Linked DNA regions of Homo sapiens: region 1 is linked to region 2. Evidence: chromatin contacts called from ENCODE Hi-C or POLR2A ChIA-PET data. All regions are on one chromosome and are shown on one strand. The core of a region is the stretch at or near the end of the contact, and the rest is flanking DNA. Distances in the headings are between cores, read along the strand shown. Region 1 has its middle 72 kb from the start of CFAP144. Region 2 overlaps CFAP57 (cilia and flagella associated protein 57).

Region 1 (7,356 bases), core at 4,760-7,259, 150 kb after region 2:
CCTGGGTTCAACCTCTGCCTCCTGGGTTCAACCTCTGCCTCCTGGGTTCAAGCAATTTTCCTGCCTCAGCCTCCCAAGTAGCTGGGATTATGGGCATGTGCCACCACGCCTGGCTAATTTTTGTATTTTTAGTAGAGATGGGTTTCACCATGTTGGCCAGGCTGGTCTCAAACTCTTGACCTCAGGTGATCCATCTGCCTCAGCCTCCCAAAGTGCTGGGATTACAGGCATGAGCCACTGTGCCCAGCTGGCTTTTCTTTATAGCAGTGCGAGAATGGACTAATACACAGATTTAAACAATAAGATGTTATTTTCCATCCATTAATCTGGCTCTTTCTGCCTTCTTCAGGATAGTAGCAATGTTGGCAAAGATGAAGTGAGAAGGCTACTCTTGTGCTATTGGTAGGAGCACAGATTGATATATTTGATATATTTTGGGAAAGCAATTTGGGTTTATATTCAAAAAGCCTTAAAAATATATACACTGCATTCCAGCCTGGGTGACAGCGAGACTCCGTCTCAAAAAAAAAAAAAAAAAAAAAAAAAAAAAAAATATATATATATATATATATATATATATATATATATATATATATATGTACACACACGATCTGTGTAGAGGGTATTGTTTTTGCCTGCCTTGCAAACATTGTCCCTTAATCTCGCAATAACATCTTAATTTCCTTTGAGGAAATATAGACTTGGTGGGATTTCTTATCAAAGTGCCCTGTTCTCCCTTACCAAAGAGAAGAGCATATAACCCAAGAGAAGTTAATCATATTCTCTTTCCTGAGAATTTGAATCTTGAGATTACAGAGCGAGAAGTCAATAGATGTTAGTAGTAGTAGCAGCTGCAGTACTATCACTACGGCTAATATCTACTAGTCAGTAGATATCCTCACTCTGTTCTAGGCACTATCTTGAGTGTTTTATATCCTTATAAACAACTGTATAAGTAAGGTACTATTATTATCCCTATTTGCAGATGGGGATGATAATGGTGACACAAAGATCCATAATCACTGAGGATACCTTAACAATACTGTATTAGTTATTTGCTGCTTCACAACAGATTACACCAAAACTCAGTGGCTTAAAATAACAAGTATTTATTATCTCACAGTTTCTGTAGGTTCTTAGCTGATAGTTCTGGCCCGGGGTCTCTTGTGAGATTGTATTAAAGATGTCAGCCAAGCTGAAGTCATCTGCAGTCCCAGCTTGACTGAAACAAGAGGATAGACTCTGAGATGGTCCACTCATGTGGCTGGTGGCAGGAAGACTCAGTTCCTCACCCTGTAGCCCCCACCTCCCACCTCAGGGCTGTTTTACTGTCTTCATGGCATGGCAGCAACAGGTGATCAAAGACAGAGTAAGGTGAAAGCCACAATTCTTTCTATGGCCTAGCCTCAGAAGTCACACACTACCATTTCTAACACGTTTTATTCAGTAGAAATCAGTCACTAGGTATAGTTCACACTCACCTATAGGGGAATTAGATTCCAACTCTTGAAGGCAGGAATATAGAAAGATTTGTGGACATCTTTTAAAACTACAGGTTGAATATTCCTTATCTGATATGCTTGAGACCAGAAGTGTTTCAGATTTTGGATTTGGATTTTTGGCAGATTTTGGGATATTTCTATATATACAATGAGATATCTCTGGAATAGGACCCAAGTCTAAACATGCAATTCATTTATGTTTTGTGTATACCTTATACACATAGCCTGAATGTAATTTTATAAAATATTTTAAATAACATATGCAACCCATCACATGAGGTCAGGTGTGAAATTTCTACTTGTAGGAGTTCAAAAAGTTTTAGGCTTTGGAGCATTTTAGATTTTGGATTTTCTGAATAGGGGTGTTCAACCTGTACCACTAACACCATCCATTGGTTCTGTTACATAGATCAGCAGATTTTCCCTGCTTCCCATCTTGTCTATGGACTTGTTCAGTCTTTTCTTTGATTCTTTGAATTACATTCCCTTAAAAGAATTATCTCCTTTTTATCTTAAGCTATTTCTCTTGCTTTCAACAACAACAACAAACAAAAACAGAAAACAAACCAAAAAATACCCACTTTTGGCTCAGTCACTGCACTTCTGGAGTTCTCCTGTCTTAGCCCAGGTCCCTTAAAAAAGAGAACCTGAGGCAAAGTTTACATGCTAAATCTTTCTTGGAAAGTACAATCCAAGGACAATAAGAGTGAGGGGAAAAGGGAAGTCAAGCAGGGAGAAAAGAAAGCAAATACAAGATGGTGCGTCACCGAACTTCACAAGAAGGCCCAGGTAGCTACGTGCTCATGCAGAACAGCTTGCCAACAGTTTGTACTGAAAGCCACACCCTGATACACACCCTGGTGGTGTTAGGAGATGAGGCATGGTGGGTGGGGGAGGGGCGGGGGACGGGGCTCTCCATTGAACAAAAGGTGGGGGATCCTGGAGCAGGCGACATGAGCAAATCTAAGGAGGCACCTAAACTGGGTTTGACACAACCCACCCCTGGCATCACTCAGATCTGTTCATGTCCTCTTATGATATGTGGCTGTCATATCCATGTGGAAAAGGGGATACTGCTAGTCCATGGGATGCAACATTAATGCAGTTACTTAAATTATTACCTACAAATGGTTATAATCAAGGACCTATCAATGACAAGGCTAGTAATTAGTAGCTTAATCCACAATTGTCTAACGCCTAGAACTTTTTGAGCTCTAACATGACGCCACAAGAGGAGAATTTCACACCTGACCTCACATGATGGGTTGCATATATTATTTTAAATACTGTGTAAAATTACCTTAATAAGCTACTTATTACTAAGTAGCTATAGTAATAGAACATTATCATAAAAATTCCAGTGCTGCTTCTTGGTTGGCAAAGAAAGGAGGAATAAAAAATAGATTTAAAAAAGAACATTATGATAGAAATAAGGAATACAAAGACTATAGGACGGGCTGGCTTCTTCTGAGCATGTTGGAGAAATAATATGGCAAAGTCAGAGCTTTAAATTCTCAGCTGGCTACATAGGTAGAAAGCCAGAAAATATGACCAACTTGAGGGAATCCCTTATTTTTTGTAGTGCAAAGTCTAGATTTATGAAAACCAGAATCTGTTCCTGTGGTTGACTAAATTACATATAAATTAAATTCACAGCCTTGCTTTTTAAATATAAAGTTATATTGTTGATAGAAAAAGACAGATTCTGAGAATTGTAATAGGGGCATTTCGGTAGATTTAAACCCCCTTGAGCCCCCAAATTATACTAGTTCTCTTTTGCCATGAAAACCAGCCCTTCCTCTCATCTGAAGGTGTTAGCTGCCCCTTTCCAGAAGATTCTATAGTTATCTTTCTAGAGGTAATCACCTTGAAGAGGCATACTGATTCTTTTCAAAATCCATATGCATGATCCATCATTCCTTCCAGGCACATAATAATACTCAAATCACAGTAGATCCAAAGAGAAAGAAGGACTACCGGACTACAAAGTGTGACTCAAGAATAGGAACCAAATGGATGACTGAATAAAGAAAATGTGGTATATATACACAATGGAATACTATGCAGCCATAAAAAGAATGAAATTGGCCAGGCACGGTGGCTCACACCTGTAATCCCAGCACTTTGGGAGGCCGAGGCGGGCGGATTACAAGATCAGGAGATCGAGACCATCCTGGCTAACATGGTGAAACCCCATCTCTACTAAAAATACAAAAAGTTAGCCTGGCGTTGTGGTGGGCACCTGTAGTCCCAGCTACTCCGGAGGCTGAGGCAGGAGAATGGCGTGAACCCGGGAGGCGGAGCTTGCAGTGAGCCGAGATCCCACCACTGCACTCCAGCCTGGGCGACAGAGCGAGACTCTGTCTCAAATTAAAAAAAAAAAAAAAAAGAATGAAATCATGTCTTTTACAGCAAAACGGATGGAACTAGAGGCCATTATCCTAAGTGAAACAACTCCGAAACAGTCAAATAACACATGTTCTCACTTACAAGTGGGAGCTAAATAATGTGTACACATGGGCATAGAGTGTGGAATGATAGACATTGGGTGGAGGAGTGGGAGGAGGGTGGGGGATGAGAAATTACTTAATGGGTACAATGTACACTATTCAGGTGATGGATACACTAAAAGCCCAGATTTTGCCTACTCAAAATATCCATGTAACAAAACTACACTTGTACAACCTTAAATTTATACAAATTAACAAAGAATAGGGGGCCAGGCGCAGTGGCTCATGCCTGTAATCCCAGCACTTCAGGAGGCCGAGGCGGGTGGATCACCTGAGGTCAGGAGTTCGAGACCAGCTTGGCCAACATGGCGAAACCCCATCTCTACTAAAAATACAAAATTAGCTGGTGGGTGCCTGTAATCCCAGCTACTCGGGAGGTTGAGGCAGGAGAATTGCTTGAACCCAGGAGATGGAGGTTGTAGTGAGCCAAGATCGCGCCACTGCACTCCAGCCCGGGTGACAGAGCAAGATTCTATCTCAAAAAAAAAAAAAAAAAAAAAAAAGAAGAATAGATATCAAAAACACCAAAAGAACTGCAAGGTTTTGCCAGTATACATTTTGCAAGGCTATACTAGTAAAAGCCTGGGAAATATTTAGGGAAGTGGATTACAAGAGTGTTATACCAGAGAGAGAGAAAAATGTAATTTTTGATTGCACTGAATTCATTGATACAGATATGTTAGCTCAAGAAACTGATAGTGGCTATAACAGCTTACTGGGCTGGCTAACTGAAACTTGGACTTAATGGTGGCCTATATTACATTAAGGAGAAAGGCCAAAACATCCTTGGTACACTATAGAACAAGATATCCAAAGACAGAGAGCTAGGAATGTCAGTCAGTAGGGACCTCTAGAAGCAGAATGCATTTACCTGGTGGAGTTAACAATACAACTTCACTTTCTTCACTCAAAGCTATATCAACTGTCCAGCCCTCTATCAAACTCTAGCCTGCTAGGACCTAATAATTTCCCCATTTCATAGGAGATCATGCTGGCCTACTACACGATAAAATCATATTGATTGGACTAGGTGAGTATTACTTGATACCCTAGACACGCTGGTAAGACACATATATACCAGATGGTATGGAACAAATCCCAAACAAAAACTAAGGAATCTACCACCTTAGTGAAATTTCTTGCTTCCAGAGCTCTCTAGCACATCAAAATATCGTTTATAAGGTGAACATGAAAATATCCCTTGTAAGATTAAGGATAGTTGTTGCATCTGGCATCTCCCATCACAAAGAAAGAAGCATCACATTAGATTTTGGAGGCAACATGGATCTCATTTGGGCATGCCACTATGGCCTATTTACTGAGTGAGCCATAAGGGCTGCCACAATGGGGCAGTGTGGGATTCTGGAAAGTTTCCTGGTTTCAGACAGGTGGATGGCGGGGTCGGGGGAATCTTGAGCCTATTTTCTCATAAGTAAAATGAAAATAAATACCTTCCTTGGAAGGCTATGGTACTGTAAAATGAGGTAACAGGTGAAAAAGCCCTTTAAAGTACACATCTTCAGGTGTTGGCTGTACCACTCTGCCATTTGATGCTATGCCAATGACAAATTTTTTCGGCCCAGAGTAAAAATTATTCCCTAAGAATTGCCAAAAATCCTATTTTTTCTATTGAGTTGTATCATAGATACAGAAGAGCATATGAAACATTAATGGAGAGTTTAAAGAATAATTATGATGTAACACCCTTCTAACTAGCACTTGAGTCAGAAATAGAATATTGTCAAAGTGGCCACTAACCCTGCACTAGGGCACCCAGATAAGGAGCAAGTAGGGGCTGAAATATACCAAGCTTCTACCCAGAACTGTTGGGTGAAATATGCACCCACCACCACCCCCCGTCCCGACTCTAAAAGGACAAGCTGGGGTATTCTGAGCTCCTTCCTCCCACTTTTACTGTGGAGCAAGCAGATTGCTAGCTCTCCTCCCTTCCAGGACATATCACATATAGAACACCAGGGGGCGGCAACTCCCCACAGATGTTGGTACCTGGGACGACAACGGCTAAACCAAGGATGAAGCAGCTTGACTTTCTACTCTTTTTTTTCTCTTTTCCTCTTTTCCATGTCCCTCTACTGCTCTGCAGGCCTGCATCACACATCACAATGGCACAGTGCAAAGATTCATGGCTTTAGTAACAAGGAGAGCTACGTTTGAATCCCAACTCTACCACTCACTACCTTTGACCTTGAGCAAGTGACACCATCTCTCCAAGCCATGGTTTCCTTATCCGGAAACATAGAATACAAAAACAGTACCTACCCCATAGGATTGTTGGAATGATTAAGTGAGATAATGTGGGTAAACAGCAAAACATTGTCCAAATATTAGTTGTTTTTAGACATCATAATTAATCTAGGCCGGGCATGGTGGCCCAAGCCTGTAATCCTAGCATTTTGGGAGCCCAATGTGGGCGGATCACCTGAGGTCAGGAGTTCAAGACCAGCTTGGCCTACATGGTGAAACCCTGTCTCTATGAAAAATACAAAAATTAGCCAGGCGTAATGGTACATGCTTGTAATCCCAGCTACCTGGGAGGCTGAGGCAGAAGAATTGCTGGAACCCAGGAGGCAGAGACTGCAGTGAGCTGAGATCATGTCACTGCACTCCAGCCTGGGTGACAGAGCGAGACTCCGTCTCAAAAAAAATAATAATTAATCTAATTTGATTATCACCAATCCTGGCAGGCAAGGTAGGTAAACACGCTTCCCAAGTTTCAGATAAAGAAATTGACCTGCGGAATCATGATGATAATGTGGTTTCATTTCCTTTTTGTTGTTGTTGGGTTTTATTTTGAGATGGAGTTTCGCTCTGTTGCCCAGGCTGAAGTGCCGTGGTGTGATCTCAGCTCACTGCAGCCTCCGCCTCCTGGGTTCAAGTGATTATTTTGCCTCAGACTCCCGAGTAGCTGGGACTACAGACACGTGCCACCATGCCCAGCTCATTTTTGTATTTTAGAGATGGGGTTTCATCGTGTTGGCCAGGCTGGTCTTGAACTCCTGACCTAAGGTGATCCACCCACCTCAGCCTCCCAGAATACTAAGATTACAGGTGTGAGCCACCGTGCCCGGCATGGTTTCATTTTCTAAGACTCTCCCTCAACACTTTTGTCATCATGACAGCTTGCCTTGAGAGACTCATTGATAACCCTTTGGAGATATCTGGGATTCTGAGGCCCAAATACGTTATGTGTGCTGAAGGCCACATAACCAATCAGTGGACAAGTCAGAAGCCAAAGAGCCAGCTCACTGTGCTCCCAGTCCAGGGATGCAGCCACTTCGCCACCACCTCATGAATTTTGCTTGACTGCTTACTGTAGAATCCCA
Region 2 (6,794 bases), core at 4,193-6,692:
AGCCTCTGTACAAGGACTCTCATGCATTCACTCACTCATTCATATTAGGTTGTGAACAGCGGTATTTTCCAACGATGGCCCCCACAGCATCTCCCGCCCCACACTCCAGCTGTTCTACAGCGTGACCTTGCTGCTTCTCCATCAGGAGGTGGAAGCGAATCCCCTTCCCTTGCATTTGCCTTGACTTGTGACTTGTTCGTAACCCAAATAATGCAGCAGAAGGGAGACTGTGTGGCTTCCAAGGCTAGGCCAAAAAAGGCCAAGCAGCTTTTATCTGGCTCTCTTGGGACACCTGCATTGGGGGAGGGCATCTGCTATGTAAGAAGTCCAACTACACTGAGACATCCAGGCTGGTGGGCACATTAGGGGCTCTGATCAAAAGACCCAGCTGAGCCTAGCCTCCCAGACACCCCTGCCAAGGTGCCAGACATGTGACTGAAGAAGCCACATTGGATGTTGATCTTCCAGCCTCCAGCTGTTTTGAGTCACCCCCAGTATTCCCAGCTGAGGCCCCAGACATCGGGGACAGAGATAAGCCATCCTTTTGTACCCTGTCCAGATTCCAGATCTGTAGCACCTGTAAGCAGAATAAAATAGTTGCTTTCAATCACTTAGTTTTTCTTTTTGAGATGGGTCTCACTTTGTCACCCAGGCTAGAGCGCAGTGGCACGATCTTGGCTCACTGCAACCTCTGCTTCTCAAGTTCAAGCGATTCTCCTGCCTCAGCCTCCAGAGTAGCTTGGATTACAGGCATGTGCCACCACTCCTGGCTAATTTTTATATTTTTGGTAGAGATGGGGTTTCACCATGTTGGCCAGGCTGGTCTCGAACTCCTGACCTCAAGTGATCCACCTGCCTCTGCCTCCCAAAGTGCTGGGATTACAGGCGTGAGCCACCACACCTGGCCTCAATCAGTAAGTTTTAAGGTTAATTTGTTGCACGGTGATAGTAATCAGAACATAAGTATATCCATCCATCAAACATTTACTGAATGAAGATCTTTTGTCAAGTATTGGGTTTCCAAATATAAATACAACACAGTCCCTTGCCCTTAAAAGAAAACACTAGTTGGGAAAGAAGACACAGAAGCAAATCTAAGCCTAAAATGTGATAAATGTTGTAAAGCACAGAAGGCAAAGTATATATTGAGGGTGCTGAGAATGACTGGCTTGAGAGCCAAGCGGTGGTTCATGGGGGAAGTGAGAGGTGAGGCTGGGGAAATAGAGGAGGGAGGTGAGGGTCTTCATGTTGGGGGAAAGAGTTCAGAATTTATCTCCTAGGCCAGGGGTTGGCAAACTCCAGCCTGTGGGCCACATTGGGCCTGCTGTCTATTTCTGTAAAACTTTATTGGAACACAGCCAAGTTAATTGACTAATGTTTTGTTTATGGGTGGTTTCACACTACAGCAGCGGTGTTGATTCGTTGAGACAGACCACATGGCCTCCAAAGCCAAAAATATTTACTACCTAGGTCTTTACAGAAAGAGCGTGCTGACCCCTGCTGTAGCAATGGGGAGCTGTGAGGGCTTTGAGCAGGAGAGTGGCAGCATTGCACCTGTACCCTGCCAGTCCATGGTGGTGGGAGATGGGAAGTGAGGCCATTAGACTGCTTAGGAGGCTGTTGCCACTTTCTAGGTGAGGAGGCCTTTGTCTCTTTCTTGTCAAAGCCCCCTTTGAGAATCTGAACAGAGCTTTGGATCTTCCCTAAAAACAAACAAACAAACAAACAAACAAACAAACAAACAAAACCCTGGATATGTACACCGACACTCACATGCAGAAATGACATCCAGGCATGATCCCATGATCCTATGTGATCCTTACAAGACCCCTTGAGGTGGTTATCATCCCCATTTTATAGGTGAGAAAATGAAGGCTTAGAGAAGTTGCTCGAGGTGCAATGGTCAATAAATGGAACCTGTGCCAGACCTAGTTCCCTAACACTGAAGCCCACGTCCTTGGCCCTTGGAGAATTCCACCTGCCTTGGGCCGTAGTGGCAGGGGAGATGGAGAGGAGGGCACGGAATCTGGATGTGCTCAGGAGGATGATACTACATACTGGGTATTGAGGTATCTGCCCCACAGAATGTGATGTCTCTGACGTCTGAGTGTTTTGTAAGAAAGGCATCCCAAAAGTGGAGGCAGCCTCCTGGACAGGGTCAATCCCAGGAGAGTCCCTCTGCGACAGGGGGACCATGTGGTCAGTGCGGCAAGTGAGCTGTCCCCAGCCCATGGGGAAGCGCCTCCAAGGATGCCTGGAGCAGTGGAGTCAGCTGACTCGGTTCTTATTGCAGCCTGTCACCTATTGAAGTGTGTGACCCTGGGCAAGATACCCAGCCTCTTGGAGTTCAGCTTCCCGAACCATAACACTGGGTTCTCAGGCCCCCTGGGTTGTTGGCAGAGCTGAAAGTGATGTGTTGACAGCGATTAGCCCAGTGCCAAGCACACAACAGGCACTTCACTGACGGCTGGTTCCCCCATCAAGTTAAAGAAATGCGTCCTGAGAAGCTAGGGACCCTCTCTCCCCTGAGCTTTGCCTTCCTCGCCTTGGCCCATCTGGCCGTAGCTGAGGGAGGACAGAAGGAGAGCTGCACCTTGTCTTGAATAGTCTCGTCTCTTTCCTGGATCTCTCGCTTGAGGCCTTGGATGTCCTTCTCCAGAGACTTAATGACTCCTTGCAGCTTCATCTGCTCTCCTTTTAGGGTCTCGATGTCATTGGTTCGTTCTTCAATCTCCTTCTGTAGGCTGCTGAACTAGAAAAGCGAACAGCAACAACAAAGACCACTAAAGTCAGAACTCATCTCCATCCCTCCCACTGTCTCAGTGTAAGGGGCTCCCCACCACTGGCCACCTTCTGTGGACTGAAAACACTTAGCATTCAACATTTCTGGGATTTTAGGAGTGAATATCTGGAGCATTTGGGACGGTTCAGGAATTTCCCAGGCCAAATGGATGATGTAGTATTCTGTCCCATAACATCCAGGCCCATTCTCCATATGAGAGGACTGACTGTCTTCACAAGAGGTTCCAGAGACCGGTACACCAAGTGGACCAGAGACTTCTATGACCACACTGATCTTGAAAAGCTGGGATCCACACTGCATCAAGGTCACAGAAAGTGGGCCCTAACTGATGAGCCATCTTAGCCATGACCAAGAAGGGAAGACTGATTGTTCCCTGGATTTACTAGTGTGCTTTCTAATAGGAAGAAACTTCAGCTTGCTTTGAACTTAGCTTTTCCAGGGCTAAATGTTTTGGGGAAACTGAGTTGAATCCTCCCTCACCCCTGATGGTGAGTGAACTAAAAACATCTTCCCCACTTTGTAAACTAAGCATCCTACACCCCCATTCCCTCTCCCACCTGTGGTGCTGAACAGGAGCCGCCCATGACTCCCTGGACCAAGAGCCCGAGGATGCCTCCCGGCCAAGACTTCATCTATCTCATCCCCAGAAGACCTTATTTCCATTTCCATTTCCATCGGAGGGTTATCTCAGAAAACATTAACTGAATCCTACTTGCCAGTAAGTGAAAACTAGAAAGCCTCTGTCTGCACACAGGGAACCCCAATATCCTGTGAAAAGGAGAGCAGGGAAGCCCGTGCAGCTGCCTTTCCAAGGACGAGGTGGGGAGGGTCCATCTGCGTGAGGGTGCACTGGCTGGTGCTCTTCTCCCAGCCTGCTCGCTGAAGATGGGGACAGGCAGGACCCTGGCCAGCACCCCCAGGCCGGTCAGTCCACCCACCCCAGCTTTCTCTGCAACACCCTCGCCCACCCTAGGTCTCTTGGAGAACAGCCTGCTACCTTCTTCCTCATGATGCCTGTTTCTCCCTTGAGCCGCAGGTTTGATTCCTTTTCATCCCGAAGCTTTTTCTCATACTTGGTTTTGATATCTTGGATTTCTCGGTCTTCATCTTCCTCAATCTGCTTCTTGGTCTCTTCAAACTCCCGCAGCTGCTGCCTGACGTCTTCCTGTGCCTGGCTCAGAGAGAGTGGGCGTGTGGTCAGGGGAGAAGGGACTCACACATCTTTGTGCCAACAGGGCTTGAGGTGAGATGAGCATGGGGACCTGTCCCAGGGAGTCAAAGGCGAGTGTCATTCCAGAAACGGAGACCATGGCCACAGGGCCCTTGACCTGTCCACCTTCTTCCCGTCTGTCCTGTCTTCCTGCCTCCCCTCTTTTCCTACCAAATCAGGCCTCATGCTCCACCACTTCAACCCCAATCTTACCAACACCCCATCCCTGTTCTCCTTTGGTCTTGTTCACTGGACACCCAGCCTTCCTATATTTTTCTCTCACAGAACTTGTGACAGTCATAATGTTATATTTATTTGCGATGTTATTTGGCTGTCTCTCCCATTTGATATAAGTTCCTTGGGGGTAGAAACCATGTCTGACCCAGTGTATAACACATCCTGGCATACAGTGGCTATGCCATGGAGATCTGAGTGAATGGGTGGCTTTTCTCTGTGAAAGGGAGGCACAGCATGGCTTCCTGTGAGTACCTCTTCCAGAAGGGTGGTTTTCTCCTGCAGTTTTGCCTCGTAAAACTCAGTCAGCTCCTCCAGGGCCTGGCTCTTGGTCTCATCGTTATCCCGGAGCTGTTTTTCATACTCTTCCTGCATCCTCTGGGACTTGAGCTGCAGCTCCTGGTACTTCTCATATTCTAGAAGCAACTTTTGGTTGTTGCAACATTCTGGAGAGAAGCAAGGATGGTATTTAAGGTGGGAGAGCAGCACTTGCTTCAGGGACACCCAGGAGCCTTGGGCGCTCTCCCATCCCTTCCAGCACCAGCTGGAGCAGCTGCCTCCAGAGCCAAGATTCAAATGCCTGCCTAGCTTCCTTGCTGCCAACCCCTCATCCCATCATCTCATCAGGTAGCCAAACTCCCTGCCTGCCTGCTCTGGGAAGAAAAGTTTCCAGGAAAGCACAGAGTGGTATTTGGGGACTCAGGGCCAAGAAGAATATCCTGAGTGTGAAAAATAAGTATTAGGACTCCTGCTTTATAGCAAAGTGAGGCTCGGTAAGGTTAGGTGACTCCCCAGAGCACCTGGCAAGTACGTGGTGAGCCTGGGACCCAAGGCAAGACTATCAGGTTCCAAACTTGACCTTTTCCGTGCCTCCTACTTTCATGCAATAGGTGTTTAATGTGCTTAGTGAATGAGTAAAAACACAGAAGTGAAAACCACAGTGAGTTCCAGGGGATACATGTAGCCTGTTTTTAGACAGAGCCATATTCCCTGAGACTTCTACTGTGTCTGGGGGACTCTTGAGTGTTTCCCCATAACCTAGCTCTTCCAACCCTAACCAACGAGGCCTCTACTTGTGGGCTCACCCATGTCCTGCAGTTCCCGGCTTTGCTTGTCTAGGAGGTCTTCTATGTGCTCATGGTGATAAACATCCTGCTTCTCTTTTTCTGTTCTTAAGACCTAAAACAGAGTCACATTTCCTCATTTACACACATCTGCTGAAAGCACTACTAGGGCAAGAACTGATTTTACAAGTAACACCCTCCTTCACTCACAAACATTTCTCAAGCCCTCATTTTGCACCAAGCACTGTTCTATGAAGCAGCAACCACATTGTCACTTTTCATTTATGTTATATTCTGCTCTAAAAGCTCTATACTGTTCCTATTTCTATTCTTGCTACTAAATGGGTTTGTCAATGATGAGTTCAGTTTTGGACACGTGTCAAAAGGACTTCTGGGTGAAAAAGTAGGGATTCATTTGAATCCTCTGTTGCCAGCACATTGCTGTCAACAAAATCCTTGGCTGTGCTCATGGGTAAGCTTCTGAGGAAGTGTTTTCTTTAACTGAGCAGGAAAGCTTTCAGGCTTGGGGGGCGAGTTGGAGGTGGTGTGCCATCTTCAGGACCTAACTTTGCGCCTGGCTTATATAGAGCACCAAATAAATGTTTGTTGGCTAAATGAATAAAATTATAAAGTGAATTAATTAATACAATTAATAGCCAAGGTTTTTCTTTCTTTTTTTTTTTTAGCCGAACTTTATGACCCATAGACATTAAAGAAACAAATATCCCTCAAGGACATAATTGGGGATTTCTTTAGGGGGTGAGGGACAGGGCCTCGCTCTGTCATCCAAGCTGGAGTGCAGTGCAGAGATCATGACTCACTACAGTCCCCACCTCCCAGGCTCGAGCAGTCCTCCCATCCCAGCCTCCCAAGTAGCTAGAACTACAGGCAGATGCCACCATGGCAGACTCATTTTTTATTTTACATAGAGACAGGGTCTCACTATGTTGCCCATGCTGGTCTCAAGCTCTCGGATACAAGCGATCCTCCTGCCTAGGCCTTCCAAAGTGTTAGGATTATAGGGGTGAGCCACCTTGCCCAGTGGGGATTTTAGATAGGAGTCCAGATTTGTGTAGAACAAAGAAAAGAATCTGGGAGAGTCCCAGACCAAATCTAACTATGTAAAGGCCATGTAGACTAATTTTATTTAACTTCCTGACAATCCAGGAATCAGTATTCTGCTAGTTATTCTCCATCTATGCTTTGATTTTCTTATCTTTTTGCTTTTTCTTATCGTTTCATTTTGTTTTAAAATAAGTTTCTCCTAATCATAATTCTCATTGTAGAGAATTTGGAAATTACAAAAAGTATGTAAAACAAAATTTAAATTATCTGTAATCTCAACTTCCAGAGATAATTATACTGTTATCTATTTTCTATATGTATTTTACTACTATAGATCAGATTAATTAATCTGTTAATACCACTAATACCGATTAATACCATTCACCATAAAGTGGTTTATATTCTGCTTTTTTTCACT

What was found. Hi-C counts contacts between places; a loop is a spot of excess contacts on that map. ChIA-PET counts read pairs that join two places held with the same protein, here RNA polymerase II (POLR2A). Pooled maps may share reads with other maps.
Region 1: a map of MCF 10A shows a loop between it and region 2 (4-fold over the local background). The contact joins two enhancer-like sites. A Hi-C loop is called at or near these places in 2 of 168 maps with a recorded cell type or tissue (MCF 10A and mammary epithelial cell) and 5 of 50 pooled maps. POLR2A ChIA-PET finds 5 or more read pairs at or near these places in 1 of 52 experiments (H1).

What each region holds. Positions count from the first base shown.
Region 1 is chr1:43,072,449-43,079,804 of GRCh38, reverse strand. No RefSeq gene overlaps it. Among named protein-coding and RNA genes, the nearest start is that of CFAP144, 72 kb to the left of the region's middle. RefSeq lists a silencer at 5,869-5,918. Within about 2 kb of position 6,009, at least 3 of the 41 ENCODE cell types and tissues checked have a DNase peak (open chromatin) inside an H3K27ac peak, as active enhancers do.
Region 2 is chr1:43,220,004-43,226,797 of GRCh38, reverse strand. It overlaps CFAP57 (cilia and flagella associated protein 57), which reads right to left. Exons shown (of 23, transcript NM_001378189.1): 14 at 5,333-5,426; 15 at 4,503-4,693; 16 at 3,801-3,974; 17 at 2,594-2,752. All of the region lies in intron 1 of LOC105378685 (a long non-coding RNA gene), which reads left to right. Among named protein-coding and RNA genes, the nearest start is that of TMEM125, 47 kb to the left of the region's middle. RefSeq lists an enhancer at 5,140-5,419. Within about 2 kb of position 5,442, at least 3 of the 41 ENCODE cell types and tissues checked have a DNase peak (open chromatin) inside an H3K27ac peak, as active enhancers do.